Regions from separate parts of the Homo sapiens genome. Here region 2 is linked to region 1. Evidence: chromatin loops called from intact Hi-C (ENCODE). Cell type or tissue: endothelial cell of umbilical vein. All regions are shown on one strand. Links, peaks and the distances in the headings refer to the core of each region. The heading gives the core; the rest is flanking DNA.

Region 1 (14,729 bases), core at 2,162-10,161:
CTCAGCCTGTCCATCTGCAGCCTTGTCTCCTGGGGCTGGTCAGTAGCAGGACCAGGTGTCGGGGAGGGGTTGATAAAGGCCGTCTGTCTGTCTGTTTCGGCCCGTGTTGACCATGGCTGGACTTCAGTAGTGCCCGAATAAGGGATCTGGTCTCGAATACTCTTGAGTCTCCCTCAAGGGTGGGGCCTGCACAGTCTATGCTCCTTCCCAGAACCCTCCTTGCCTGCGTCTCTCGACAGCTGGGCACAGAAGGCAGTACGCTGCCCAGTTTATGGATGAGGAGTCTGGGCTTAGAGGCCAAGACTGAGGCAGCAGTACCCGTGATCTGAATCCTGGATCTCCAGACCCAGCCCAGCTCCCGGCCCTCCCCAGCTCGGTTCCTGAACTCGGGGAACCTGTTTGCTTACTTCTGGGTTGATTTCTATCAGTGTCACCACTGCACAAAGAGGACAGGGCAGACCAGGATGGAGGAACAGGCGACTAAGGCTGTGGAGGGGTGGATGCCAGCTCCTGAAGACCACAGGCCACCTGACCTCTTAGGCGGGTGGGTGTGTGGTGAGAATCGGCTGTCTTTCTCCTGGCAGCATGACTTGAAAGGGAGATGTCGATGCAGGAATAACTCCCCTGCAGCTGTGGGTTTTAGTCTGGGCTCCCCACTGGACTAGCCTGCGTACCCTTGGGCAAAGTCCTTAACCCCTCTGAGCCTTTTGCCTTTGGACAAATGGGGACGAGTCTATAAGGTGGAGTGGTTGTGAGATAAAATATGGTAATACAGGTACAGTCCACAGCACAGTGCCTGGCGCAAGGTTCAGGTGTGCAATAAATGTTCACTGCTGCTGGTGGAGGTGGCAGCCACTGTCAACATCGAGGGTGTGAGTCTGGTGCTGGGTTGACAAAGGGCGGAAAGGATTCTGTGTGGCTCACCAAGAGGAGAAGTAGGACCCTCAACAGTTTTCCAGAGCCAGACCTCACCAGAGAGAAGGGACAGGATGTGGAGTGGGCACTGTGAATCCCAGTGGGGGCCCTGACATTGCGGCTCCTGTCCCATGTGGGTGCCCCCTCCAGTCACCCTCTTCTGATGGCATCTGGTGGGTATTGAGCCACCTGAGCTGGTCCAAGGGACAATGGGAGCAGGAGTGGCGAGCACATGTCCACCCTGGAGCCCAGATGTGAGACAGGTGGAGGGCAGGTGGTGCCAACTAGAGGCAGAGCCAGTCTTGGTCCAAGTGAGTGAATCCAACCCACGTGAGCACTGACCCGGCTGAGGAGCTAAAAATTCCAAAGTGGACTGGAGATGCAGAGGGCTGGCTGGGTGTGGTGATGGAGGTACTTGGTCTGGATGGATTTCAGGGGTCCGGGCCAATGTCCGTGGCAGGGCTTTCCTCACCACAGGGTGAAGCCACACGGTTGGGTCGAGTCTGTTTAAAAAGGCGAGGTGGGGACCTCAGGGAGCTGGAGGTACATAACAGTTTCCTGCCAGTCCCTGGCTCTCAGATGCCCACACAGTTCCTGGCACCTATACCAGGGTAGGGAAGGAGGAGGTTTTGAAATAGCATTCGCAGGGCTGATTGGGGTGTGGCTACCCTGGCCTTCTGGAATGCCCCCAGCTACTACAGAGTCTCTGGGAAACAGACTCAGTGACAGAATCTCTTTCTTCTTATACAAAATGGACCAGCTTGGACAACAAAGAGAGACCCCATCTCTACAAAAAACGAAAACCTTAGTGGGCGTGGTGGTGCTTGCCTGTGGTCCCAGCTCCTCCAGAGCCTGAGGCTTGGGGGTCACTCAAGCCCAGGAAGTTGAGGCTGCAGTGAGCCTTCGTCATGCCACTGCACTCCAGCCTAGGTGACAGAGCGAGACTGTTTTAAAACAAAGCCAAACCAAACAAAATGGGGACCAAGAGAGGACCTGGCACATGGCGGGCACCCAGTCCGAGCCGGATCCCTCCCTCCTTCCTGGGAAGTGAGGACAACCCACTGCTATGCCCGCTAATAGAGGGTTACGGGCATCGACTAGTGCAGAGGCTTTATTAGCGGTCAAGTGCTATTAATAAATAAATCCCTAAATCATTTTATAAGCTACAAGTGCTTGAAGAAAAATAAAGCGGGAATGGGGATAGGGATACAGGGATGGGCTGGCGGGAGGGGAGGGCAGTAGAAGACCTCGCTGAGAAGGTGAATTTGACCAAGACCTGAAGGAGGTGAAGGAGTGAGCCCCGGGCCACTGGAGAGGACTGAGCAGGCTGTGCACCGGGCTCGGGGCTGCAGCAAGGGGGCCAGAGGACTGAGCAGGCTGTGCACCGGGCTCGGGGCTGCAGCAAGGGGGCCAGAGGACTGAGCAGGCTGTGCACTGGGCTCGGGGCTGCAGCAAGGGGGCCAGAGGACTGAGCAGGCTGTACACCGGGCTCGGGGCTGCAGCAAGGGGGCCAGAGGACTGAGCAGGCTGTGCACCGGGCTCGGGCCAGCAGCAAGGGGGCTAGAGGACTGAGCAGGCTGTGCACCGGGCTCGGGGCTGCAGCAAGGGGGCCAGTGTGGCTACTAGGGAGGCACCAGAGAGTGAGCGACGAGAGAAGGGGCGTCAGGCAACAGCCAGGGGCTCGGGGGCAAGATAAGGAAGAGGGAGGCTCCATGGCAAAGGCCCCATGGTGAGGCGTGAGGTGGCCTGGCTTGGAAAGGCTTGCCCTGCACAGGAGAAGCAGGGCGGCCAGCTGCGAGATGGTCGCCACGATCCAGGCTAGAGCAGCTGTGGGCCTCGAGGGTGGTGGCATGGAGAGACAAAGTGGTGGGATTCCAAACACGTTTTGAAGATAAAATCAGCAAGTCCTGCGGGAGAAGGAGAGTGCTCCGGAGGCCTCCAGGGTTTCTGGCCTGAGCCACGGATGCACTGAGGGGGATGCTCTCCTCCTGGGCCTGTGAAGGTGATGGGGCTTGGGGGAGCAGGGTGTGGAGACACAGTGTCAGTAGGGACCGGGGCCCAGGTGACCTCCAGCTTTGGGGGCAACAGCAGCTCTCACGGCTGCAGTCGGCGTGTCCCCCCACCTCCAAACCACGAGGCACTGTCAGGCTTGGGGAAGGAGAGCTGCTTCCGGGCCAGAAGTAAAAGAGGGCAGGGTCGACTTTCGGGCACACAGAGGGCGGCTGGGTCCCGGGGAGCACTTAAGAAATGTTGGCGAATGAAGCTTGAGACAGTTTCCTGTCTCCATAGATGCGTGTGTGCACACACTGATACACACACGGACACACACTCTCTCACACCCTCACACACTGACACACACTCACACCCTCACACACACGCACTCTCACACCCTCACACACTCACTGACACACACACCGACACACCTACACTCTCACACCCTCACACACTCACTGACACACACACTGACACACCTACACTCTCACACCCTCACACACTGACACACACATTCACACCCTCACACACACAATGACACACACCCTCATACAGTCAGTCACTGTCACACATAACCTCAGACACAGTCACTGACACACACACTCACACCCTCATGTACACACTCGCACAATGACATACACTCACACTCATACACACAGTCACTGACACACGCACACTCTCATACACACACTGACACACTGACACACTGACACACACCCTCATACACACTCACTGACACACACACACAGACACTGACTCTTATACACTCACATCTGGATCATAAATATACCCATATTCATGAGTTTATTGGCAACTTGTGTTTTTCTCTTTATACTTGTCTCTAAGTTTTCTAAAATAAATACATATTACTTATGTTTAACAAACAAAATCCCTTTTTTCTGTTGTAAGATTTCTATTATCTTAGAAACAGAGATTCTACTTTTAAAAAACTGTTGAAGGGCCAGGTGCAGTGGCTCACGCCTGTAGTCCCAGCACTTTGGGAGGCCGAGGCGGGCGGATCACAAGGTCAGGAGATCGAGACCATCCTGGCTAACACAGTGAAACCCAGTCTCTACTAAAAATACAAAAAATTAGCCAGGCGTGGTGGTGGGCGCCTGTAGTCCTAGCTACTCAGGAGGCTGAGGCAGGAGGATGGTATGAACCCGGGAGGCGGAGCTTGCAGTGAGCCGAGATTGTGCCGCTGCACTCTAGCATGGGCGACACAGCGAGACGCCGTCTCAAAAAAAAACTGTTGAAAAGCGATTAACCTGAAATAAGGGAAAATCGTTAGACAACAATGACACCATGACAGACCTGCTTCTCCTAATCAAAAGTAAAATTTTAAATCCTAAATATCCCAAGTAAAAGATTAGCAGCCAGCTGTGGTACCAACCACTCCACGAACTGTTATGCAGCCATTTATACTTTGTCTCTTCTGAATTTAGATAAACATAGGGAATGTCTCCTGTATAAGAACCAACAAGAAACAAGATCACAGAGACAGCATGATCTCTGGCATGTAAAACAAAACTGAAGGGAAATGAACAGAAAAAAGACTGGAAGGAAATACCTCCATGTCAATGTTTCCTATGCAGAGGAACGATGGATGATTTATTATTTGGATTTTTCAGCCTCCCCTACATTTTCTTTAAATAACATCTATTGTTTTCAGAAAGAAAAACAACTCCATTTACCTTTCATTTTTAAAAATTCTACCCGGCCTTAAAATCCCACTTGAAAGACCAGCAGCTTGGCGGGGTGTCTTCACCCCCTGCTCAGGGGCACCCCTTAGCCAGCAGGCGTTGCTCACCGCCCTCAAGGGGCTTTGGGTTCAGATGGGCAGCCAGGGGAAGCGAATGCGATACCACCCTGGGCTTCCTCTGACGGCCATGGACCTGCTGGGCATAGACAGGAGGTGGGAGGGGCAGAGTTGGCCTCACCTGGCCCTCCAGGTGAGGGCTGGCGTCAGTTACCGGCCAAGGCCTCTGGGTGGCTCCTGCTGCCCTTGGCTGGGACACCACCCCTCTCCTGCCCCACACCCTCCCTGCTCCTTCTCAAATGTCCGCCTTCCTGGCAGCTGAGGGCCAGCGAGCAACTGGGCCAGGAGGGCCTGGAAACGCCTCTTCTCCTCATTCTACTCAAGATGGCTCTGGGGACAGAAAAGGACCCCTCTGTGCCCCAAATGTTGGGAACAAGGGCAGTGCTGGTAATAGGCTCACATTTGCACAAGGCGGGTCAAAGTTCCGGGCCGTGTGTCACCTGGGGGCTGGGCCAAAGGGGGCGCATCTTGCTGTGACATGGTGAAGGTGGGCAGGGTAGACCCGACGCTGAGGTAGGGGAGCGGGGCAGCGGGCTCCTCCTTCCTCACGTCCTATACTGTGCGGCGGCCCCTGACTTGGCCCCCTCTCCCTGGCTCTGTACTCCCAAACGTCACGTTGCGCCCCTCCCGTGCGCCCTCCAGCCAGGGTGGCCCGGCCTTGGCCGTTATGACGCCAGGGGAGCCGTTTGGCCGGCTCGGCCTCGGGTGATGGGAAGTTTCACTGCCCGGCCCTGTGGCCTGCGTTCTGTCTAACGCAGCTGTCTGTGCAGCTCCCGGGAGGGGTGAGAACAGCCAGCCACCTGGCTGAACTTGCTGGGAACCGACGTCAGGAGCAGGAGCTAGGCTGCAGTGGGCCTCACGGGGGCCTGGACGGGGAGAGCGGCTCCGTGGGCTCTGGGGCCTTCCCTCTCCACGCAATTGCGATCCCAGTGATGGGTGGGACAGAGATCCCCGTTGTCCCTGTCACCGCTCCCGCCTCCACTTGCCGGGCCTGAGGACAATTGAGGGGCTCTGCGAGCCCTGGGCGCCCCCCCAGCCCAACCCTCCTCCCTGGGGCCCCGCCGGCCCCCAGGCCTCCCCTGGCCTGGCCTTCCTTGCTGAGGGGGCGGGCCAGCGGGAGGAAGTCATCCGCTGTATTGTCGTCTTAATGCCTGTGCGATGAGGTGTGAAATTCTATGTTCCCAAAATTTGTTATCAGCCTCGCTCCTGTCCTCCGGAGCGGGCTGTGCGGAGGCAGCCGGGAGAACAGTCGGCTCCGAGGACAAGAGTGATGGGAGCGCCCCGGCCCCGCGGAATCCATCATTCCGGAGGGAACCTTCGGCAGGCTTCATTAGGCTCGAAACGATCATGAATATCCTCCCCTCACCTGTTCTCATTAATAATGGCTCCCCTCTTATCTTTTTTTTGCCACACGTATCATTCTTTTAAGAAACATACACAACCCAGGGAGAAAGCCCGGCGCCTGCCCGGGAGCCCAGCCGCAGCCTCTGCGTCCCGCCCCTCCTCCCCAACGCGCGCCGGCAGGGGGCGCGGCGGGCTCGCCACGGAGAGCGGGAGCTGGGGCCGCGCAGGGCGGGAGTCCTGCCCCTGGGTGGGGGGGACATGGGGCTGGGACTGCGGGCCGGGTAGACCACCAGGTGGGGAAAGTCAAGCCTTCTGGAACCTTCCAGCCCCGCGAAGCCTCCCCGATCCCCTCTGGCTGTGCTTTCCCCTGAGACAAATGCTGGCCTTCTCTAACCGTTTGCCTGTTTCGGTTCGTTTTATAATTTATTTTATTTTATTTTAATTAATTAATTTATTTATTTTTGAGATGGAGTCTCTCTCTTTCACCCAGGTTGGAGTGCAGTGGTGCAATCTTAACTCACTGCAACCTCCGCCTCCCGGGTTCAAGCGATTCTCCTGCCTCAATATCCCAAGTAGCTGGGATTACAGGTGCCGGCCACCATGTGTGGATAATTTTTGGGTTTTTAGTAGAGACGGGGTTTCCTCATGTTGGCCAGGCTGGTCTCAAACTCCTGACCTCAGGGGATCCACCTGCCTCGGCCTCCCAAAGTGCTGGGATTACATGCGTGAACCGCTGCGCCCCCGCCAGTTTCTTTTTATGTTAAAAGTGGTTTCAATTATAAAATAGATGGCCCTCTCTTTTGAAGTGCAAAGCAGGTAGTCCTCCCGTTGGGGTTCCCCAGCCACTCCCAAAGCCCAGCGCCAGTCAGTTTCTCCTGTGATCCCCGGAAGCGTCTAGGCATGTGCAAACAGATCAATAGGAAAGGGGATCTTGTATATATTCTTTTTCACTTTACATACATGAGTTCGTTTTACACACACTGTTCTGCAACTCCTTTTTGTTAACCTCACGATGTAGGAGATATTCCAAGCGTAATTTTCCCTGTTTTATACAAGAGCCTAGGGGAGTGAGGCTTTGGGGAGCTTCTCCTCCTGGCTTCTCCTCATGGCTTTCTTCCTCCTGCCCCTCCTCCACGTCCCCAGCCCCCCATTTCTGCCTTCCTTGCTGCTCCACTTGGCCTAGCCATGACCTCTGTGTGGTCGTCACTGTCTTGTGTTCTTGCTTCTGTCGTGGCCGCCAGAGTGACCGCACTGCAGCTTTTTAAAGCTCTGACCTTGTCTTTCGTCTTCTCAGAGCCTGTCTGAGGCTCCCCAAAGACATTGCCCAGCGGCCTGGCATTCAGGACCCCAGCTGGGCAGCCCTGCCGACCTTCGGCCTCCTCAGGGACAGCTGCTCCCCTCACTCTGCCGGGCCTTGGACTCGTCTCCCAGAATAGCCAGGCACACTGGCGCCCTAACCTTCCCTGGCTCAAGCTTGTCCTACTGCCGGGAAGGCCTCCCCCTCCCCTGCATTTGGCAAACTCATGTGTACCCTTCAAGGCCCATCCCCAAGGTCACCTCCACTGGGAAGCCTTCCAAGGGCTCTCAGGCCCTGCCTGGTTCGCCTTAGCACTCCTGCAGCTCGGCTGGAAGGAGAGGCCCCCTGGGACCTGCCTGGGCTCTGTCCGGCTCTGGGCAGCTGTGCTTGGACCTGGGGCTTTTGGTCAGATGTGCTGTCCCGTCCTTCCTCCTGTGCCTGCTAGCTTCCACCGGGCACTTACTAGGGCCTGGTGGACCTAGGAAGCTGGTCCTATATAATTCCCATGCTACAGGCACCACTCCGAAGCTCAGAGAGGCGTAGGCAGTGTGCCCTGGGCCCACAGGCCATCTGTCCGTCTGCTCTTCCACATTAGCCTCCTTTCACTAAATCCCAGCTTCCTCCAGCAGCAAGAAGCCTGCTCGCTCCCCAGGGGCAGTACTGAAGGAAGGCATGCCTGCCTGAAATCTGTCCTCAAGGTCCCAGGCCGGCTGGGGCCCCAGGGAGAAGTCTCGGGTTTGGTAATCGTGTTCCGGCCTTGAGCTGCCGCTCTTCCTGTGAGCGTGCCAAGGGGCCTCTGCCTTCCTGAGGAGAAAGAGGTGGCCTGGACCTCTCGGTACCCAGACGGCCCTGGAGGACAGGCTTGTGTTTTGACAAGTGACAGGGCTGAGGAAGCTCCTTGGGTAGAGGGAACAATAGGAACTGAGGCCTCGAGGCCTAGAGGGGAGTGGGAAATTGGGAAGTGATCAGCCCCAGAGGCAGGAGGGCTCTGAGACTGAGAGAGCACATGGAGAGGGGACGGAGGTCCTCACTGCAGGACGCTTGGCTTGGGCAGACAGGGAGTGGGCATATGTGACCCAGGTGTTAGAACTGGGTTGTGGGAGGGGAGCAGGCACCAGGATCCAGGCCGCCTTTAGGTTTGTGATAATCACCTCCAGAGCCAGAGGGGGAAACCGAGGCCTGGGCGGGAGGGAGGTGCAGTGATGTCCCCAGCAGTGGGCCGGAGCATCTGGGTGTCCCACAGGCCTGCTCCCCGCTGGCCCATGGGTTCCCGGTGGGCTGTCCCCAGACTTCGTCCCCTGCCTCAGGGCCACAGAGGCAATGTGCCGGTAGGCAACAGCATCTGGGCCCTCCAGGGCCCTCGTGTCACTTGTTCCGCAGTCGTGGTCTCCAGACTTGCTAATTAGTTGGTAACTACACACCCCGAAAAATGTGCCTGTCTCGATGACACGGTCCGCCCTCCAGCACTCCCTGTTGCCTCTTTCCCGGCAAAGCTGGGGGAAGAAAAAACCAGCGGCCTCCCTTTTCTGGAGGAAGAGTCACCTGCAGGTGTTTTTACAAAGTCGGGGCCAGAGACCATAGGAATAAATGCCATGATTCATGTTTGCAAACCCCTCCTGCCAGCTTCTGTCTTGACAAGCCAGGAGGGCTGGGGAGGAGGCAGGCAGAGGTGGAACCTGGGAATGCCGCCAAGGGCTTGCTTCGAGGCAGTGTTCCCTATCACAGGTAGAACCGTGCAGGCCTCAGGACAATTGGGTGGAGGGGGAGGGGCTCCGGATAGCCACAGGTGGTCCAACTGGCCACTCATCGCCTGGCCACCCCCAAGTAGGTGGTCTGGGTCCCCAGGGCCACCCAGCAGGGAGGCACCTCCACCCTTGAGAGAGGCTTGATGACCTTAAAGGCCAGCGGGAACGTTCTTAATTCTTGTAATAACCACGACTGGGACAAATGGTGATAACCGAGGTGTCGCTGCTCTGCTCCCAGGCTCTCCTTCCAGCCCCAGCTCACCACGGCCATGCCAGAGCTCTGAGGGGGTTCTTCTCAGGGCAAGAGTCCTTAACCCCATCTTACAAATGTGCTCACCGCAGTCGGGAGAAGTTCAAGACACCCCTTCAATCAAAGGCACCAGCCAGGTGGCGTGGGCAGGACTGGGTACTGGGTTTCCCACCGCTGACTTGGACTGAGGCTTGGCATGGGGGTCGGTGGGACAGGGAGTAGGTATTTTTAGGGTTGGGGGATCTCTGAGGTCACATGTAAAGGATAATCATCTCCTCTGGTTTCTGGCAAAACCCAACCCTGTCCAAGGAGGTCTGCCCACCTCCCCTCCTGTGTGTGTGTGTGTGTGTGTGTGTGTGTGTGTGTGGAGTCTCTCTGATATTTATTAAGCATCTACTGCTTGCCCTGTGGAATACTCTGCAGCTCCTCCCCCACAGACTCCTGCTGAGGAGAGGAGCACTCATCCTCGGGAGCACCCAGCCGCCTCCAGGGACCCTCCCAGGGCAGAGGCAGGAGGAACAGTGCAGGTCCAGGAGGGGCTGGATGGAGCCTGGGGGGTTGCGGAGAAGTGAGGGCAGAAGGCAGGCCTGGGGCATGATTTTCTCACGACCTTCTCCCGGATGAGGAGCCGATGGAGAGGTTCATGCTGGGGCTCCGAAGGGGGACCAAGATCATGGAGTAAAGACAGCACTGATGGGGAGACGGAGGGAGATGCAGAGGGAGAGCCTGCTGACCCCTCCCAGGGCCCCGGATGAATGGCCGCAGTGCCCTCGGTACAGGAGCAGGAGAGAGAGAAAGTGGAGCTGGGCATGTGGAAGCAGGAGAGAGAGGACGGAGCAAGGGACAGGTGGAGATCCAGGCTGAGCAGCTGTCCCTGGGGGTGGGCAGGAAAGGACCCTGGCCTGCTCCCAGGCACCACAAGGAGCACAGTGCTGCACATCTGTGAGGGGGACTTCCTGGAGGAGGTGGCAGGGTCTGGGATGGGGCCAGGCTCCGGGGAGGTGCGTGTGGGGTCCCTGCTGCAGCTCCTCCATGCTGCATCATGGATTCCCTCGTTTCCAGGTCTGGATGCGTTGCTGCGCTTGGCTTGCAGCGTGGAGCCTGCTAGTGACCCCCGGGGGAAGGGCCCTCCCTCGGGATGGAGCCGGCTTCCCTCTGCAACCACAGAGTGGTGTTTTAATTAGTCAAGTCTTCAAATCATTGTTTACTGCTCTCCACTCATGAAGGGTTTATTAAAAGCTGGGCCAAGTTAAAAATACTGGCAACAGGGACATGCAGGCCATCGGAGCCGCCGAAACAGGCGCCCTGAACCACGAGGAAGCCGTGGTGGCTCCTCCCCAGGGAATCCCTGCCCACGTCCTGTCGGTGGCCCAGCTGGCAGACAACCCGTCAGCCATGTGGAGGGAGACAGGGTGGCCCCTTGCAGCTGTGCCAGCACTGCTCAGCCTGTGCCGAGCACCAGCGCGTGACCAGGTCTCACACCCCTGGGTATTGAAAAGGCCTGGCAGGGTGGAGGTGGGGCCCCTCCTCACTCCACTCCACCCCTCCAGGAGCTTCCAGTCCCTGGGAAGCGTGTGTGGTTAGCCACACCCAATCACCCAGCCACCAGCCTCAGAAGCCCTTGGGGCCTGACAGCAGCAAGGATCGTGGTGGACGGCTCTGCCTGGCAGGGGTGTTCAGGGAAGCCCTCCAGGAGGAGGTGGCACTCGGCATGGGGTGGGCTCGCCATTGGTGGACAGGGGAGATGGCATTTCAGGTGAGTCACAGAAAGGTCGCCTAGGCCTTGGAGGCAGGGAGGTGCCGTCCTTGTCCTTCATGCTACCGTTGTGAGGAGGGTGGTGGAGTCGGGGAGCCCTGTGGGAGGAGCCTTCGGTACCCTGCCTGGAAATGCGCCCTGCAGACCTGCTGTGCCCGGATCTCCAAGAAGACTCTAGAGTCAACAGGTCCATAGGGAAGGGTGGGCCACAGAGCCCACAGCCACCAGCTGCCACTGCCTTTCTCAGAAGGAGCCAGGGGGAGGGCTGCTGTGACTCTTGTGGGGGCCCTCAATGTTTGAACAGTGGCAAAAACTGAACTGCGACAAGCATTAGGGCTTCCAAAGATCAGCTATCATGCACAGCTCTGGGTAAGAGTCCTTTGCTGGGCCTCAGTTTACCCATATGTACAACAATGAGAGAGACAGCTTTCCTACAGCACCACTTCCATCCATCCATCATATACTGACTCAACAAACACTCCCTGGACCCTTACTGCATGGCTGGGGCACAGAGGGGAACCCGACATAAGCTGGGGCCTTCGGAGTCTTCCTTCCACCCTGCACAGCGCAGAGTGTCTCCCTGGCCACTAAGGGCAGAGCCTGATGAATTTGGGGTTCTGAGGAGTAAATAAAATCAATGTGAAATCACTTTGAAAGTTTAAAGGCACAATTAAGGCCTGTGCTCCTCCTGTGAGGACAGTGGTGTCGTCCTACGGCCTGGGCTGCTCAGAGCCTTTCTCTTTGCTGACGTGCAGGAAGGGGAAGCAGAGTCACAGAGCACCTGCTGTGTCCCAGACGGCTGCAGGCCACCTCACCCACACGGGCGCAGCTAACTCAATTTTATGCATACAGATTAGTGGAGGTGTCGGTTCAAATCCTCGTCTCCCTAGCAGACCAGGAACCACAGAGGATGGAGACTGTGTTCTCCTCATTCAATTAATCAATTATGCTCTCGCTCAGCATCTGCAGCCTCTCAGGCTGTAAACACCCTAGAGTTGCTCCTATATTTAAATGAAGACACACGCACATGCTCACACTCACACACTCACACTCATACACACTGTCACACACACTCATATACACAGACACACTCACCCATATACACACAATCATACACACACACACACACACACACTCTCTCTCTCTCTCTCTCTCACTTTTGCATCCTGAAGCCCTTTGCTAGTGAACGACCCCTCTCCCTGTTGCCTCCAACCCAGGCCCCCTGCTCACTCCCTGGCCTGTCACTCTGCCTGTGACTCCTCCTCCCACTTGCCCTGGGGACATCCCGCTAAGGCCCCAGTGACTAATCTCAATCTTTATCTTAACTGATGTCCCTGTGGGCATTTTGGACCCATGGCCACTCCCTCACTCTTTCTTTCTTGGAGTCTGGGATTCCTCTCTGTTTCTATAAAGACAAGAGTTTTCAGAGTGTTTATGGGCATTGAGGAAGGAGCCAGTGCAGTGACGGGCTGGAAATGCAGGACCAAGAGAGGACAATGGGGCAGTTGACCGAGAGGAGATCCCCCAACCTCTGCACCCACCTGTCTCTGGGCAGCTTCTTCTGTCTCCCTTGTGCATTCTTCTTCTGTTTGCTTTGTGCATTCTTCTTTCCCAGTCCCATTGCCGTTGCATTGCAGGGTTTCATTCCCTCAGTCTCTCGACTCACCATCTTCCTGGTCACCCTTCCATCACCACCATCGTGGTCTCACCCTAAATCATGGTCTTCTGACTGCAGACTGTCCCCCAGTCTTTCTCCCACCTGGTCCAGGGCTACCCCACCCACTAAGGCCATTACAGCAACAAGCCTATGTCTCTGCCCCATCCCAGCAGCCAGGTGTTGGGCACAGGTAAGAAGTCAGAGTCAAGGAAGATTAAGTGGGGAAACTGAGGCCCAGAGATGGGAAAGGCTTTGCCCAAAATTACCCAGGACTTTACCCAAATCCTGACATGGGGCCTATAGTGGTTCTTCTGCCCACTTTTAGCTCTTGCAGATGTCACCCCCCACTGAGTGTGGATCTCTGTTGTCTAGTGGCTGAGGTGCTACCCACCTTCATGGTCCAGTAAGGTTCCTCTCATCACAGGAGGCCGTGTGGCTGTGGCCACACCTGGCACTCAGCAGCCCTGGCTCCTGGCAGGCCTGCCTGAGGGAGGCCCTGGAGGAGAAAGGAGCCCCCACCCCAGACTGGCAGCCTCCTGGCTGAGCAGTTCACCAGCACAGCTAACTCTGGCTGCCCACCCAGTGTGAATGTCATTAAGCCAACCGTTGCCGAGGGGGGAGTTGGAACCTCTTCCACGGCCCGGCACTGCCTCAAACTGCCATACACACGAGAGCAGCGAGGGTCAGGAGCCTGAGGCCTGGGCTCAAATCCCAGCTCTGCCATGGAAAGGCTTCTCTAGCTTCAGTTTCCCCTACTGAGAAGGAGGCCACTGGATTCAGTGAAGCTCTGGGTTGCTCATGTGCTTTTCCTCGGGTCCCTTGCAGAACCACCCTCTGTCTTCCACCCCTGTCTGTGCATGGGGTGGCCTGCCTAGATGGTCTGTATCAGCTGGCTACAGCCAGGTGGGGCCACAGGATCCCCAACAGATCAGGGGAGGGAGGAGAGCAAGGTCAGGTTCCCTGCACAGAGACTGGGGGCTCCCCAACCAAAGGCCACACTCATCCACCCTCTCCACCTGACTCCCGCGGTTTCTGGTTCAGGTAATTCCACTCTTCTCTCTAGCTGCAGGCCTATGGGGTAACGGGGCCTGCTGTTACCCCTCCGGCTTCCTTACACCCTGCCCACATCTCTGTAAGTAGGCCCTTTATTCAACGTTCTTCAAATTAACCATCTTGTGTGCACCATCTGTTTCCTGCGGGGACCCTGTCTGAATCACATAGGCCTCACCGTTCCTGGTCTCCTTGTTAACTCAAGCTGTCAAGGGGGGAGAGGAGAGGCTGGGTGCAGCTCCCCAGGAGCGGTCCATGACGAACTGTGGAAACCATTCCTGCCCAGGGCAGCGGCAAGGCCTCGGGCAAGCCTAACGGGCTGCAGCTACAAGCCCCAGATCCAGACAACAGCTGGCCTGAGCACCCCTCTGCAGGTCTCCCAGCCCTTCCCCATCCTGCCAGTGTCACCAGCGTCCTTGTCAGGACCAGGAGCAGATACTGAACACATACGAAGCAACTAGGACCGGGCAGGAGTGTCCCGTCCAGGCTCTCAGCTCCCCTGCATAGCTCCTCCAGGCCAGGTGGTCGTCCCACAGGGAAAGAAGCCGAGAGTTTGAACCATTTCCCCAAACCCACCTGCCACCCACCTACTCCCCCCCTTCACCCGCCCTTACTCCTTCTCTTGCTACCCTGCCTTGCACAGAAAAAAATACTGAATATACTGAAAATACTTCTCTAGTGAGTAGAACTCCCCCCACCCAAAGAAACCATGGTGAAGACGTGCTAGCTGGGTTTCCACCGTGGCATGTGTGGATCACTGGGGACCTTGTTGCTGGCCACAGACAGCTAAGGCTGTTGCCCAGCACTCATGGAGAGAGGGAAGAATTAGGTAAAACACAATCAGAGATAATTGGCTCATCCGAGAGAGGCAGGAAAAAGCCACTGAAAGGGAGCAGGGTCTAAA
Region 2 (14,729 bases), core at 2,617-10,616, 110 kb after region 1:
CTAACTACTCCTTGGACAAGAGAGCACATAGTCCTACCACTGAACTGGGTTTGCCAGTAGCCCGCGGTTCGCCATTTGCCCGCGGTTCTCTGATACACTTTAATTTGCTACAAAGGATCTGAGCTGCCCTGACCTGCTAGGCTTCCTGGCCCTTCCCTGCACCATCATTCCCTGTGATTCACCACACTTCACCCTGGTTTGCAACTTAATGCGTCTCTGAGATTCTCAGATCCGCAGGTTATCATTGCGGGGTATCTGTGTGAAATAATGCCAACCACTAATCCCAGGTAACTTTTTGCACCCTTTCGAGTATTTGCTGAAATTCTGCAGTAGGAATTGCCCCAGACCTTCATCCTGGCTTAGGGAAACCGTTCTGAGGGTCCCAAAGACCCAGTTCTCCCGTCGAAAACCCACCTGTGACCCCAGTTCTTTTCCTTGATGGTTTTTGCAACCCTGACCTGCTCAGTGAGTGAGAGGTGCCAGCCAGTCTGGTGTTCTGTAAAACTGGAGAACGGAAGACCCATTTCCTAGCATTGTTGTACTGAATAAATGGAATGAATTTCATGGTATAGTTACTGAAAACACTACGAATTGTATAAGCATTTTGGTACCCATTCCCCTTCAGAACCACAAAATCCCTGATCTGCAGCTGGGGCTTGGGCGACCACACTACACTAGCTTTTCTTCATGTGTGGGGTGGACAGGTGAACCAGGTGAACTCTGCTCGGGTAGCTCCTTAATGTCTTGTGTCCACTCTGAGGTCATCCCATGTGGGATAAGGCAGGATAAGAAAAGCAACAACCATCCTCCCTGCCACCCCAAGATGAACTCTGTAAATTCTGTTCCTTACAGCCTGCCTAGGGACACCCTGTTTTTTTTTTTTTTAATGGAGTCTCACTCTGTTGCCCAGGCTGCAGTGCAGTGGCACGATCTCGGCTCACTGCAAGCTCCACCTCCTGGGTTCATGCCATTCTCCTGCCTCAGCCTCCCGAGTAGCTGGGACTACAGGCACCATGCCTGGATAATTTTTTGTATTTTTAGTAGGGACGGGGTTTCACCGTGTTAGCCAGGATGGTCTCGATCTCCTGACCTCGTGATCCGCCCACCTCGGCCTCCCAAAGTGCTGGGATTACAGGCGTGAGCCACCGCACCTTGGCCTGAACACCCTGTTTTTTAAGAAGAGTAAGATAGGGTAGAGTTTAAAAGACTAAATAAAGAAAAAAAAAGAAAAGAAAGAAGGAAAAAACCAACTTGAACACTCTTGAACATCAGGGATGGGGCTACCCCCACCTGGCGCTGCTTGTTATGTAAATGACTCTCACCCGAGGAGGCCGGCAGATGCACCTGGCAGCTGGCTTGATCTTCCCTGAGAATGAAACCTGCTTTAGGTCTGAGTCTGAGTTATTGAATTTTGGGGTCTCTGAGGAGATTGACACCTTTAGCTTCACCCCAAGACTGCTAGCTCCTCCGCGTCCCCAAGTAGAGGGTGGGCAGCTGGGCATCTTGGGAACTGGGGCATTGTTTACACCCCAGGCTGGAATTGCTAAGAGTTTGTGGATCTGTGAGAAATGACTTCGCTCACTGGGCTGGGCCTTGCCAGTTGCCTGTGGTTCACCAGTTGCCCGCGGCTCACCAGTTGCCCGCGACTCACCAGGTGCCTGCGGCTCACCAGTTGCCTGTGGCTCACCAGCTGCCCGTGGCTCACCAGCTGCCCGTGGCTTACAGTTGCCCGAGGCTCACAGTTGCCCATGGCTTGCTAATTGCCAGCGATTTGCCAATTGCGAGTGGTTCGCCAGTTGCCCGCGGTCCGCTAAACCCGTAATCCTGTGGTACTGTAACTGGCCACAATGGACTCGCCCTTTAGGCTTCCCGGCCCTCTTTTGCCCAAATGCAGTTCTCAGCAGTGCAGTTCACTGTGATTCACCACAATTCGCCATGGTTTGTGATTTCATGGGTCTTGGTGATTCTCAGACCACAGGTTATCTACGGTCCTCAGGCAACTTCCTGCTTGCCCATTTGGAGGAAAGCTGCTGCCAAATTGCTCCAGGCTTGTGTCCTGCACCTCCCCCATCCGAAACTCTACATTTCAAGAGAAATGGAATCTTGATGCTTAGGCAACCCTCCCCCAATGCTCTTGGTTACAATGAATTAGCCAGAACTCAGCCCAAGGAATCCCTGCTGGAGGCCAATGGTGGGGGATGGTGGAGACAGAAGTGGGAAGGGCGGCACCTCCCATGCCCAGGTCCGCTTCTGCGCTCTCTGAGCTGTTTGAGCAGAGGTGGTGGAGACTGGGGGTCCTATCATTGAGGACTAGGTGGGTGTGGTACTTCTGCAGGCGCAACCCTGAGCTATCATAAACTGCAGCCCCAGCCTCATTCTCATTCCAACACACAAGAGCGCGCCATGGCCACACGCACACTCACACGTATAACGCACATGCACACTTTTGTCTGGAGCAGCTCCATCGCCATGAGATACATATTGATTGTTTCCTGGATCAAAAGGTGCAGGGGCTCAAGCTGTGTGTTGTCTGAGGAGGAGAATGAGTTATTCCTGTTCCCCGCCACTGGACAGAACTGTGGATCTTGCTTTTCCAAAGGGGAGAGCAGCAAGGCTGTCAGGAGACAGAAGAGGCTGGGAAGACCCGAGCTCACTGGGCAGAGGACCCCTTGGTTCTGTGGCCCCTGAAGCAACTGTCTCAGTGGGATGAGGTTTTTGGGACAGTGGTGTCTCTCTCGGGGAGAAGTCATAGCTTGAAGAATTCTCCTCCGCCCTTGACTTGCCCTACCTTCCCTGAGCTCTTTGTCATCTTGTTTGTGTCAAAAAGGGTGGATCTTGTCCTCTGTTTGAAGCAAGAAAAGGAAGTATCTGAGTGGTTAGCCCTGAGGGAGCCTTTTCCTTTTGACCTTTGACATTTGATCTGTTGCCAGTGATGGCAGGAGAGAGATGACGCTACAGGACCCGGCATGGCAGGGCCCCGGTGCTGGGCCTACTTGTCCTCTTAATGTCTCCTTCTCAAGCTGGTCACTTCCCTTGGGGCAGTGGAAGGAGGAGAATGACCTGGATGGCCAGATTGGCACTATCTCAGTGCTCCCATACAGAGCTGGGGCAAGTCTCTGGGCCTCTGTAAACCTCTCTTGAGGCATCTGTAAAAGTGGAGGATGGAAGCTCTGTTGGGGAGGATTTGGTAGTAAAAATAAATTTTAAGAGGAGTCCCGAACTAGTAGCACAGGGAACCCTAAAGAGCCCTGCTCTCCACTGGATGGAGAGCTGGCTCTTCCCAGGTCCCAGGAGGCAACACCGACTTTGCTGAGTCCCAAGCCTATCATGGGCTTTCCCACCCAGCCTGGGGCAAGGAGTGGAATACGCTTAGCCCAGGCAATGGATGGAAGCAAACTCCCCCAAGGAAGGTGGTATTAGTCTCCCTGGCCATTCCCAGTTGGAGTTGATTTGTTCCTTTAAGAAGGGGAAGGATTCTCGAGCACTGGAGTTTTCAGGTCCCCTCCCAGTCTTGAAAGTTTGCAAATGACTCTGTTTTGCGGGAGGGCTGAGGCTGAAGTCCTGTCCATCTCTATCCTCTGACTCTGAGGACTGAAGACTGGGCTTTAGGATCTCTGGGTCTTGAGGAGGCTTGGCACCTGCAGAATCCACTCCAAGACTGCCTGAAGCCTCTCGAGCACTTCTTGCCAGCCACATGTACTCTTTGAGCAAATGAAAAGGGGACTTGGGGATGTAAACTTTCAAGACTGGGAGGGGACCTGAAAACTCCAGTGCTCGAGAATCCTTCCCCTTCTTAAAGGAACAAATCAACTCCAACTGGGAATGGCCAGGGAGACTAATACCACCTTCCTTGGGGGAGTTTGCTTCCATCCACTGCCTGGGCTAAGCGTATTCCACTTCTTGCCCCAGGCTGGGTGGGAAAGCCCATGATAGGCTTGGGACTCAGCAAAGTCGGTGTTGCCTCCTGGGACCTGGGAAGAGTCAGCTCTCCATCCAGTGGAGAGCAGGGCTCTTTAGGGTTCCCCGTGCTACTAGTTCGGGACTCCTCTTAAAATTTATTTTTACCACCTATCAGTGATTTCAAGCCAGCGGTGGGCCACGGCCGGTGCACCGGGGCCTGCCAGTCTGCTCTCCTGTGGCTCAGCAGGATTCACTATTGCTGCCCCGTGGCCCCGAGGTCCCATGGTTGGTAGTGCACAGGCACCCTGTGGCCCTCACTGTGGGGTTGATGTTGATGATCTTTGTGCTGTGATTTGCGGTGTCCCACCATGATTCCTGTGGCAGTGGGTCTGGAATGGCATGCTCCCCCTGGGTGTTTGATGAAGAGTTTGAATGGAAGCTGCCACAAGACTTTCTCCCGAGTTAGGGAAACTGAGAGGCTGCAAGACCCAGCTCCTCTGCGGAGAGTCACCTCGAACTGTGATTTCTGCATTGAGCCGTGTACACCAGAGAGCGGCTAGGATACGGTGATGCCCCTAACCTGGGACAAGTGTGTGTGTGTGTTTTGGGGGGGGCTTATGAGCCTTCTCACAACTGAAGGGAGAATGCTAACTTTCCAATCGGGAGGTTGTGCGCAGATGACACCCCAGCTTCCTTTGGGGTTCTCTGTTATCCGTGTGGCCAAGAACTCAGTTCAACATCCTGAACTTTCCAGTGTCCCTGCCCTCCCAGCAGGCAAAGGGGATGGAAGGATTGTGAATCCAGTTCAGCAGGGTGATGCCTCCTGGCGCAGATGCCAGGCCTGCTTCTTGCTGGGTAGATCTGTGCCTCAGTTTCCTCATCTGTAAAGCGGGCATGGTCAAGGACCTACCTCTTGGGTGAAGATTAAATGAGCTATTAATAAGGATAAAAAGCTCTTCAAACCCTGCCTGGCACATACTAAGTGCATGCTAAATGCTGTACTCAGTTTGCAGACTGATAACGCTGTGCCGGATGTCCTTGTCGCTCTGTGTCTCTTTGCGCTGTGCAAGTATTTCTGCAGGGACAATTTCTAGGAGTGAATGTCTGGGCTGAGACTCGTGTGCATTGAAATGCTGGGTACATATTGCCAGAATGCCAACCGAGAAGTCACACCTAGTTAGACTGCAGACATAGTGTAAAGTTGATGAGAGAAGCTTCGTGGGATGGGGTGGCCTTCTAATGGTATCTTAAGGAACTAACAGTAGTCCCGCAGGAATATTTTGATATGGTCCCTCCCAATCCAGCCATTCCTCAGACCAGGTGGCTCCCGAGCCACCCCAGGCTGTAGGATGGGGGTGAGAGGTGCTAGATAGTCACAAAACTGAACTAGCCTGAGCGGGGTGAGGGCCTAAAGCAAACACAGCCTCAGCACACGGTCATGCTGGGGGGATTTGAATCTTGGTGTAGAGTGGCAGAGATGGGGAGTTTCCACTTTATTTAAAGGGAACGTGAGTTCAAGTGTGAAAATCTTGACCTAAGGGAACACAGCTCGGCTTCTGTGCTCTGTTCAGCATAAACTTTTACTTGGGGGCTTGCTGGCCAGGCTGATCTCAGATCTCTGGCCCAGGGATCCCTGACCCAGCCTGCCAGGAATGTGGGCTGTGGGGATGAGGCCATCTCGACTTGGCACAAAGGGCTCCTAGAAGTCATTCAAACCCCGTTTCTGCCGTGCATTGCCTTCCCCTGGATTTGGGACCTAGGTACGGCATAGACTTCACTATGCAAATGAGTGATGATTTCCGCCGAGTGCCCAACCCCCTTCCCCAGAGGTCTAAGCTGTAAAGCAGAGGGTGGCCCAGGAGGTGCCCCAGAAGGGTTGTAGGCTAAGCTGCTTCCTTCCTACCTTCTGGTCAAACGCATACCCTCCCATGGTTCTTGTGCCTTCAGGCTCCCAATTCACAGAATACACAAGGACTTGGGATGAAGCCGGAGTGACCGTGGGCTGCCCTGCGTCTCCCAGGTTTCTGGAGCTGTGTGGCTAGGGGCTCCTTGGAGCCAAAATAGTTTCTCATTGGGGTGTCTGACCCATAGGCCTAGGACCCCCATTTCTCCTGGCCCAATCACTCACCAGGGAGGACATGGCACACGCAGAGTCAGCATGGCTGCCAGGTTCCAGGCCCTTGTTACATCTTTGCCTTGTTCATTTGGGGTTGCTTATTTCAAGCCTTTCCCTCCAGGAAGTACTACCTTATGTTCTAAACAAGCCCCATGATGCTACATGTATAATTTGAGATGCTATGATTGGGATGTGGGAGATGGAGCTAGCGCCTGCCTTCTTACCCCTTCCAGGTCCACATTTCTGTGGCCCTGGGATGGGCAGGAGGGAGCCTTCCCATTCCAGGTGGACGTGCTCTTCCCCTTTGGTCAGGATGGCAGGCCTGCGGAAACCCCTGCCAGAGAAGCGGTTACCGAAACGGGAGTTGGAGAGGTCTCACCAGGGAGCGCTGGAGACCTTAGCCCGTTCACCTTCTCCCCTCATCTTCCTCCCTCTACCTCCTGCCCCTACACTCACCCTAGCCTCCTGCCCAGCCTGGTGGGAGAGGTCAGCTTATATAAGGTCCCCTGGCCACTTCCTGACCTCCTCAGGGGGGATCTTCAGCCTAGGTCCACTCAGATTTCTCCAAATTAGGGCCCCGGTATGGGCTGTGGAAACCAGCCCTAAGTCTGGGCCTGAGTCATGCCTGCTGTTCAGGGCTTACGGGAGGGCCCTTTGTGTAACTCCAAAGCAGGGGACCGGGATTGCACACTCAAGCCTTTCAGGAACAGCTGAGGCTGGGCAACCAGACAGTTTTGCTTGGATCTCTGGGGTGGCCACGTGGCCATACATTCAATGCTCTGAGATGCCTGTGCCCTAAGCTAGGCAGGAAGTGACTTACAGCTGAAAACAGGATTTGAATGACTTCTGCTCCGGGGAGGCCCCTCAGTATAAACAGTGAGAATTTCTGGGAAATGTACATAAGGCCAGACTCTCGGGAGGGGATATGGGCCCAGATTCCTGATGCTCCCACCGAAGTGAGAGGTGCCAGCTCTTCCTGGGCATCCCAAACCTCCACGGGCTCTCTCTTGTGGTTAAATGACAGCGTCTTACTTCTCATTTCATCTTCCCAGGGAGAGCGTTCACTCACTCTCAGGGCCTGGGCTGAGCAAGCTAGCCATCTAACATCTAAGCAGAGGCATGCAGAGTGCAGCCTGAACACAGTAGGTGTGCAGCTCAGCTCCCTTGTTGGCTCTGAGCTCAGTGAGGCAGGGAGCTTGACCCATCACTTGTCATTTTATCCCTAGCCATTGGCATGTAAAATAATGCCAGCCCTAGGCACCCAGGAAGTACTTCCTGAATGGAATGAATGAATGGATAAGTAAGACAATCTGGAATTGTCTTTTAAAGTTGCCAGAACTCAGGCTAAAGGTGCAAATGCTCTGCTGGTGTATTTTGAAGCAGCCTCTTCTGAGTGTGCCTGGCCTGGCCTCCCTGCCTATGTTCCCTGTGCTCCCTACTCCAGAGTTCCACCTCCCCAGCCCTGGACCTTGACCCTCAACATCCCTATTTAGTTGGGTAACGTGTGAGGCTTTTAGAAAATAGTCTGTCGCCAGGAGTGGTGGCTCATGCCTGTAACCTCAGCACTTTGGGAGGTTGAGGTAGGAGGATCTCTTGAATCTGAGAGTTCCAGACCAGCCTGGGCAACATAGAGAGACTCTGTCTCTTAAAAAACAAACGAACAAACAAAAAAACTTGATGTAGTGGGAAGCGCCTGTAGTCCCAGCTACTTGGGGTGCCGAGGCAGGAAGATTGCTTGAGCCCAGGAGTTTGAGGCTGCAATGAACCATGATTGCACCACTGTACTCCAGCCTGGGCAACAAAGTGAGATCTCGTCCCAAAAAAAGATAAATAAAAAGAAAATAGTCTGTTTTAGTCTGTATTCAGAGCAAGCCTGTGGCATGAATATCAACTTTCCTGTTTTTGCAGGGGGGAAACCGAGGCCTGGCAGGGCGAAGTGGGCAGGACCCTTCTCAAAGGGCCAGGGTGCTAGTGGCCACTGTCCTTCCCCCACCACCTCCACGCCCCCATCCCCCCACAGTTCACGACTGCAAAGGCAGCTTTAGGTTGGGAGCTGGTGGAGCAAAAAGGCCGTTCAAAGGCAGCCTTCGTTTGCTTTTCCTTATCATCACATGTGCAAGGGCAGCTCCGTTTACCTAGAGGCAGGCGTCTTTGAGCTCATCCTTTCCGCAAACACCTAAAGGGTATGTTGAACATTTGAGCCCCTGTCTCAGAGGGCGCAGCGTTTGCACAACATAAGCCCTGGCGGCTCGGTAGACGGGTATGGGGGGTAGACTCAGGTTTCTGGATGAAGCACTGAGAGCCAAGGTGACCTGCGGTGTTCCGGGATGACCTTTGGTGACCTTCGGTCCTGTCCAGTGACCTGGGGTGGTGAAGTTACCCCAAATGGGAGGAAATGAACTCTGGGTGGGCGAAGGCTGCAGGACGTGTTGGCATGATGGCTGTAGAAAGTGCACACCAGGGCTGGTGTGGAGGGCGCCTCGGCTGCTCTGAGAATCTTCCACTACCCCGGCCTGGGATTCCCAGGAAAGGCTGGTGGTGGAGGCCAGAGAGGCTCACAGCCCTTGTCAGCCAGGCCTGGAGCCGTTCCTGCAAACAGGAGCCCGATGTAAAGGTTCTGAGCTCTGCATTCTTGTGGAGTGGGTGGCACTGTGAGGCCTGCTCTCCTTGGGGCAGCGGGGGCTCTCTGCAGGAGGAGGGAGGATGCCATTTGGGTTACTGAGCACCTACTGTCTCATTTAACCTTCTCAACACCCGGGGGTGGGGGGGTGGGGGTAGGTACTATTATCCCTATTTTACAGGTGGAGAAATTGAGGAGAGGTGAAAGGATCCCAGCCAAAGTCAAGTGGTGGTATCAGAATTCAAGCCAGGCTGTCTGAGTTGGGAGCCTGTGTTCTCACCCACCTTGCCTCATGGCCTCCTCACTGCCAAATGTCCCATGCCAGGCTGCAGAGTCCCCACCCCAACCAGGAACAAGAGAGCCACAGGAAAGACGGCAGGGGCAGGCCAAGTGTCATGGGAATATTTTTATCTGGAATATTTGTTTTCCCACTGAGCTTGTAAATGACATCTCAGATCCCACACTCTGAGACAGGAAGTCCTAAGTAGGAAGAGAGCACCCTACCCAGCCCTTGTTGGCCACAAGGAGGGAGGGCAAGGGGCCAGGTGGCTGTGTTAGGGTGGCCAGCCTAGGCTGCTGATGGCCAGTGAGGCTCAGCCAAAAGGCTGGGAGTGGGGATGCTTGTTTCTCTTTTCCCTCTGACCGATTATGGGGACTGGCAGAGCCCATCCCCAAAACCACAGAGGGGCGCAGCTGTTTTGGAAGGCATTTCAGAGGAAGCATTCAAGTCTGTCCCAGACTGTCCCACATCTGTGGGAAGGGAAGGGCAGCAGGGCACCCATGGCACAGGCCTTTGCTCATGGACCTAGCTGATATATTGGATTAACTATTTAAATTTAAATTTTTTTTTTTTGAGATGGAGTTTCACTCTTGTTGCCCAGGCTGGAGTGCAATGGCACGATCTCGGCTTACTGCAACCTCCGCCTCCCAGGTTCAAGCGATTCTCCTGCCTCAGCCTCCAGAGTAGCTGGGATTACAGGCATGTGCCACCATGCCTGGCTAATTTTGTATTTTTATTAGAGACGGGGTTTCTCCATGTTGGTCAGGCTGGTTTGGAACTCCTGACCTGAGGTGATCCGCCTGCTTTGGCCTCCTAAAGTGCTGGGATTACAGACGTGAGCCACCGTGCCCGGCCAAACTTTATTTATTTATTTGTTTGTTTATTTATTTATTTATTTATTTATTTATTTATTTATTTATTTTTGAGATGAAGTCTCGCTCTGCCACCCAGGCTGGAGTGCAGTGGCACCATCTCGGTTCACTGCAACCTCTGCCTCCTGGGTTCAAGTGATTCTCCTGCCTCAGCCTCCCGATTAGCTGGGACTACAGTCACCTGCCACCATGCCTGGCTAATTTTCGTATTTTTAGTAGAGACGGGGTTTCACTACATTGACCAAGCTGGTCTCGAACTCCTAATCTCAAGTGATCTGCCCGCGTCAGCCTCCCAAAGTGCTGGGATTACAGGCATGAGCCACTGTGCCCAGCCAGGTTAACTTTTACGAAATTACAAAATAAAATTTTTCTTCTTACAAAATAAATGCAAACTACATGGAAGACAAGAAGGTCTCTTCATCCTCACTCCATGTCATATGGCTAGGGCCTGCCATAAGTACAGCACACATTTTTCCCCAATTTAATCTTCTCAACTGAAGAAGGTATTTTGTCCCCATTGTACAGATCATGACAATGAGGTTCAGAGAGGTTAAGCAACCAACCCAAGACCACACAGGTAGCAAGTGGACTAGCACCTGCAGTCTGATGTTGGGGCCCAAACCTTCAATCACCAGGCAAGACTGCCGGTCACCCTGCAAGCTGCACTCAATGGTTTGAAAGAAAGGCTGCAATCAGCATTTGTGACATTGTGTTTATGGGGTGGTCAGCCATCCCGCCAGGTGCACAACGTGTGGCTCGGTAGACTCTGGGCAGCACAGGCCACTGCATGGAGTGGCACTCACCCTGCACTGCCATGTGCTGCCCTCTGTTTGATTCTCATCTCCTTTCAGCGTCAGACAGCGGTGGCAGGCAGCGGTGGCAGGCAGCGGTGGCAGGCAGCGGTAGTAGACTGATGCGGTAGGCAGTGGTGGCAGGCAGCGGTGATAGGCAGCGGTGGCATTGGTGGCAGGCAGTGGTAGGCAGCAGTGGTGGCAGCAGTGGAGGGCAGCAGTGGCAGGCAGCGGTGGCAGGCAGCGGTGGCAGCAGTGGTGGCAGGCAGCGGTGATAGGCAGCGGTGGCAGTGGTGGCAGGCAGTGGTAGGCAGCGGTGGCAGGCAGCAGTGGAGGGCAGCGGTGGTAGGCAGTGGTGCCAGGCAGCGGTGGAAGGCAGCAGTGGTAGGCAGTGGTGGTAGGCAGCGGTGCCAGGCAGCAGTGGTAGGCAGCGGTGGCAGGCAGTGGTGGTAGGCAGCAGTGGCAGTGGTGGCAGCAGTGGCAGTGGTGGCAGCAGTGGTGGTAGGCAGTGGTGGTAGGCAGCGGTGGCAGGCAGCGGTGGCAGTGGTGGTAGACTGCCGTGGTAGGTGGAACTCATCATCCTATCTCCCAGGGATTGTCACTTTCCCCCGAGCCCTCATGAGCTTCTGAGCAGCTCTACGAAGCAAGAGTCACATGGATTTGGGCTTTTTGAAGAAAGTTCAAGGAGATTCCTACCTTTGCTGGTACCCTCCTCTGGGCGTGGGCTGCGACATGGACATCAGCAAACTTAAGCTCAACGAGGGAAGATTGTGTGCCCTCTGGAACCTCTGACCGCTGCCTCTATGTGCACGGGCCCCTAATCACAGTGCGTCTCCTACGCACCCTTGGCTCCCCCAGGAGCTGGTGGCTTCTGGGTTAGCTCTGAGACAGAGGTATCACCAGGCTTGGCTCAGGGAGGCCAACTGTGTGCTCTGGAACCATCCAGACCCTCAATGTTTAAATTGAAAGTGTGCCCAGCCTCGGCCCCCTTCCCTTTGACATTAAGACTTAAGAAGTTTCTAGTCCTTGTTGAAACCTAGTACAAATGCCTCCTCTAGGAGCCTCTTGGGTGGGGTGGGAGTTTTTCAACTGTCAGCAATCTTTTAGTTAAAAAAAAAGAAAAAAAGAGCAAACTTTCCAGTCCTGTTCTACCTGGAACACAGTTTCTCCTCTGGGGCCCCTCCCCAGGCCTCTGCAGTTCTCTGTCAACACAGCAAAAGCCACCCCCTCCCTAGCCGCAGGCAGTTGAATGGAGCAGTTCTTTGCTCCACCGAAGGAAATATTTCCATGGAGTGGGGCCAAGAAAACCCCTTGCTTGAATCTGGGGCTGGCCCACACCCAAAGCCAGGGGGCCCCGGGTGGGGGTGGGGTGGGCAATGTGGCTGTCTTTTCCTAGTGTCAGGATGTGACTTCTAAAATCCAACCCATGGCAGTGGTCTGCTTCACCAAGACCCCGTTCTTGGCCTGCTTGGTCTTCTCGGAAATGGATTTCTCTAGGTCCCCCCAGTAGGAATGAAATCATTGAAGTGCACTTTTTTTGCTTTTACCAGCTTGGAATTTGTTCACCTCTGTGGCAGGTTCAGGAGAGTCCTTCCAAAGATTGGGCGCAGCTAGGTGACTGCCACTGGCACCCACCTCTGTGCCCACCCCACAGCTATCACTCATGCATGAATGCCTCTGTCCAGGAATGGGGACTTATGCTATGCAGGACATGAATCCTGGGTCTCTTGATTTTTATTTACTTAACAGGAAAAGATTTTTAAATTGAGGTCAATAAAGAAGAGGCTAAAATGGTCACTTTTCTTGTACCGTTACATTAAAACGAATTTTTTTTTTTAACAGTTGGGGTCTTATTATGTCACCCAGGCTGGCCTTGAACTCCTAGGCTCAAGTGATCCTCCCCGCTTCAGCCTTCTGAGTAGCTACGACTATAGGCATGTGCCACTGTGCCTGGCTTTGGACTGCAGCATTAAAACACACAAACACACACACACTATAAGAGGAATACATGCCAGTAAAGGAATTCATAAAAGTAGAAAGGAAGAAGAAAATTCACTCAGAATCTATCCATCCAGCACAACTAATGGTACCATTTGGGGGCATTACCCTCCAGCTCTTTTTCATTGGCACTAGTTATTATAAAAAGTAGTCCCAAAGAGCAATGTCCCCTGCCTGTCCACATACCACGCTCCTCCAGAGGCTGATGAGGAAAAGGGCAACTCTGTGGTTGAACATTTACTCTTGGGTTACTGTTAGTCAACGGGGAATGGCTGGAAGTCTAGCTAACTCAAATATACAGATGCGCTGCCTTGAAACCCAGCAGTCTACCTGGAATTAAACTTCATCCTTGGCCGTCTGTGAAAGGCGTTGAACTTTATTTGTCTTTTAGTATCTACAATTTGGCAAACTCTTCCATGCAAGGTTGGGGCTGTGCCCAGAACTCTGGTTTTAAGGGGAGCAGAGTGTTCCCGGCACTGGGAGCTGGGGTCGGTGTGTTTTCTAGAAGAGCTGCTGTCAATTTCAAGATCCCAGAAGATAGGCCTGGTGTGTTTGATCATTTCCTCCAAATCCTTGACTACTTGATGTCAAGCCTCACCTCTTATGGGAGGCAGACATTGTATTTGACAATGACAGGCTTCCCCTTGTCCCACGAGAAGGAAAAACTCAGCCCCATGGAAGACCGCCCATGCGCTCAACTGCTTCTCTGACTTGAGCTGAGGTCTATGGCAGAATGGGAGGGGGTTCAGTGATGTTCAGAGGCTTGAAGGGCCAGAGGCTGGCACTAGAGCTGGGGATTGGGACTGCAGTGGCAGCTTATATAGGAAGAAGTCAAAGCAGCCTCCCTATCCCGGCAGCCCCCTGGGGGGAGTGCAGAAGAGGAACTCAAGAGATCTCTGGTGCATGCTAAATTTCAAGGGTACGGGGAAAACTGGGACGTCGGCTTAGAGGGGTAGGCACTTGGGGTTTGCTGTTTGTAAAAGTTCAGAGTATGCTTTTTGAGAAGAGAGTATATTTGCCCATGCCTGGGAGATGGGTATAGGAGGACCTTGTCTTCATTTCCTGGCTGGCTCTTAGGAGGTTTGTCCCCTTGCCCATAAGTATGTACATGTGGATAGGAGGCTGCTCACATGGCTTTTGAGGGTTCTCAAGTATGAATTAAAAAAAGAAGAAAAATGTGTGCTTTGAGTTAGATCTGAGAAAAAAAAAAAAAAGGCAGCAAGCTAAGCCATGCGTCTGGGACACTGGCTCGCCTCCAGGATTTCAGGAGAGTTGGGTTTCAGCATGCACAGAGAGAAAGTGCTCCATTTCTCAAACCTGGATTTCCTTGTCTGTTTTCCCCTATAGATACAAATCTGAGCCCTTGAATGGCCTTTTTGAGGGAGGAAGGCATGTATAGCATTGCTCAGATTGAGAAATAGTTCAGATCCAAATATTACTATAGGTTTGGCTCCTTCAAGAATTTCTTCCATTGCTTTGGACCAATAAATATTTAAAAAGTTAGGTTCTGAGCTCCAGAAAAGCCAACAAAAACATTTAAACATATGGATTTTTTTTTTAAATTGTGGTTAAACCATGTTCAGTGGAGATTAGTTTGCAGCAGTCTTTTCTTTCTCTCTTTGCCTCGCATTCCTGCTCCCCCCCCTCATCATTTTCTTTCTTTCTTTTAGGAAGCCAGAAGGGTAAACATGTTGCCATGGAGTTCTGTTTAAAATAAAATACAATGGAAAGAAAAGCAGCATGATGAAGTAACCACATGGACTGCAGGATACACCTGATACTAATTACTGTCATGCAGAATGTTCTGGAAGACATTTGACTCGCCTGATGTATACATTCAAATCAAGCAAAGTAGGACTGGAAGGCTCCTTAGGGACCATCTTGTCCAAGTCTTTCCTTTTTCCAGATGAGGAAGTAGGGGCCCACAGAGAGGGAGGGCCTGGACCTCAGCCTCCCAGCGCGGAGGGAGCAGAGCCGGGATTCAAACCCGTGGTGCTTTGTAGGAAACCCGTAATTTCCACGGTCTTTTTCCTTGGGCTGTCAGTAAGGCCCTGAAATAGGAGAGTGGGGTTTACTGTGAACCTCGAAGGAGCAGGCTCAAGAGCCAGGGGGCCCAGAATAGGGCAGAGGCTGGCTTCTCACTGGGAGGCTC

Evidence for each region. Hi-C counts contacts between places; a loop is a spot of excess contacts. Peaks named below come from ENCODE experiments on the same cell type or tissue, not always from the same donor. Only the 100,000 strongest peaks of a DNase experiment are listed, where the experiment ranks them.
Region 2: it touches region 1 in a loop (2.7-fold over the local background); 6 of 110 quality-filtered maps call a loop at or near these places.

Annotation. Positions count from the first base shown.
Region 1 is chr14:100,703,630-100,718,358 of GRCh38, forward strand. LOC105370669 (a long non-coding RNA gene) reads left to right here and starts at 5,438. Exons shown (of 2, transcript XR_944211.1): 1 at 5,438-5,508; 2 at 5,925-6,122. RefSeq lists enhancers at 10,175-10,686, 10,687-11,198, 12,777-13,710, 13,711-14,642. In endothelial cell of umbilical vein, for the core only: a CTCF peak has its summit at 6,278 (motif pointing right); a DNase peak (open chromatin) is centred at 8,112.
Region 2 is chr14:100,809,306-100,824,034 of GRCh38, forward strand. MIR2392 (microRNA 2392) reads left to right here and starts at 5,186; the gene lies at 5,186-5,269. RefSeq lists enhancers at 1-467, 5,856-6,356, 14,413-14,729. In endothelial cell of umbilical vein, for the core only: no CTCF peak of the experiment used is centred there; a DNase peak (open chromatin) is centred at 6,766; H3K27ac peaks cover 383 bases.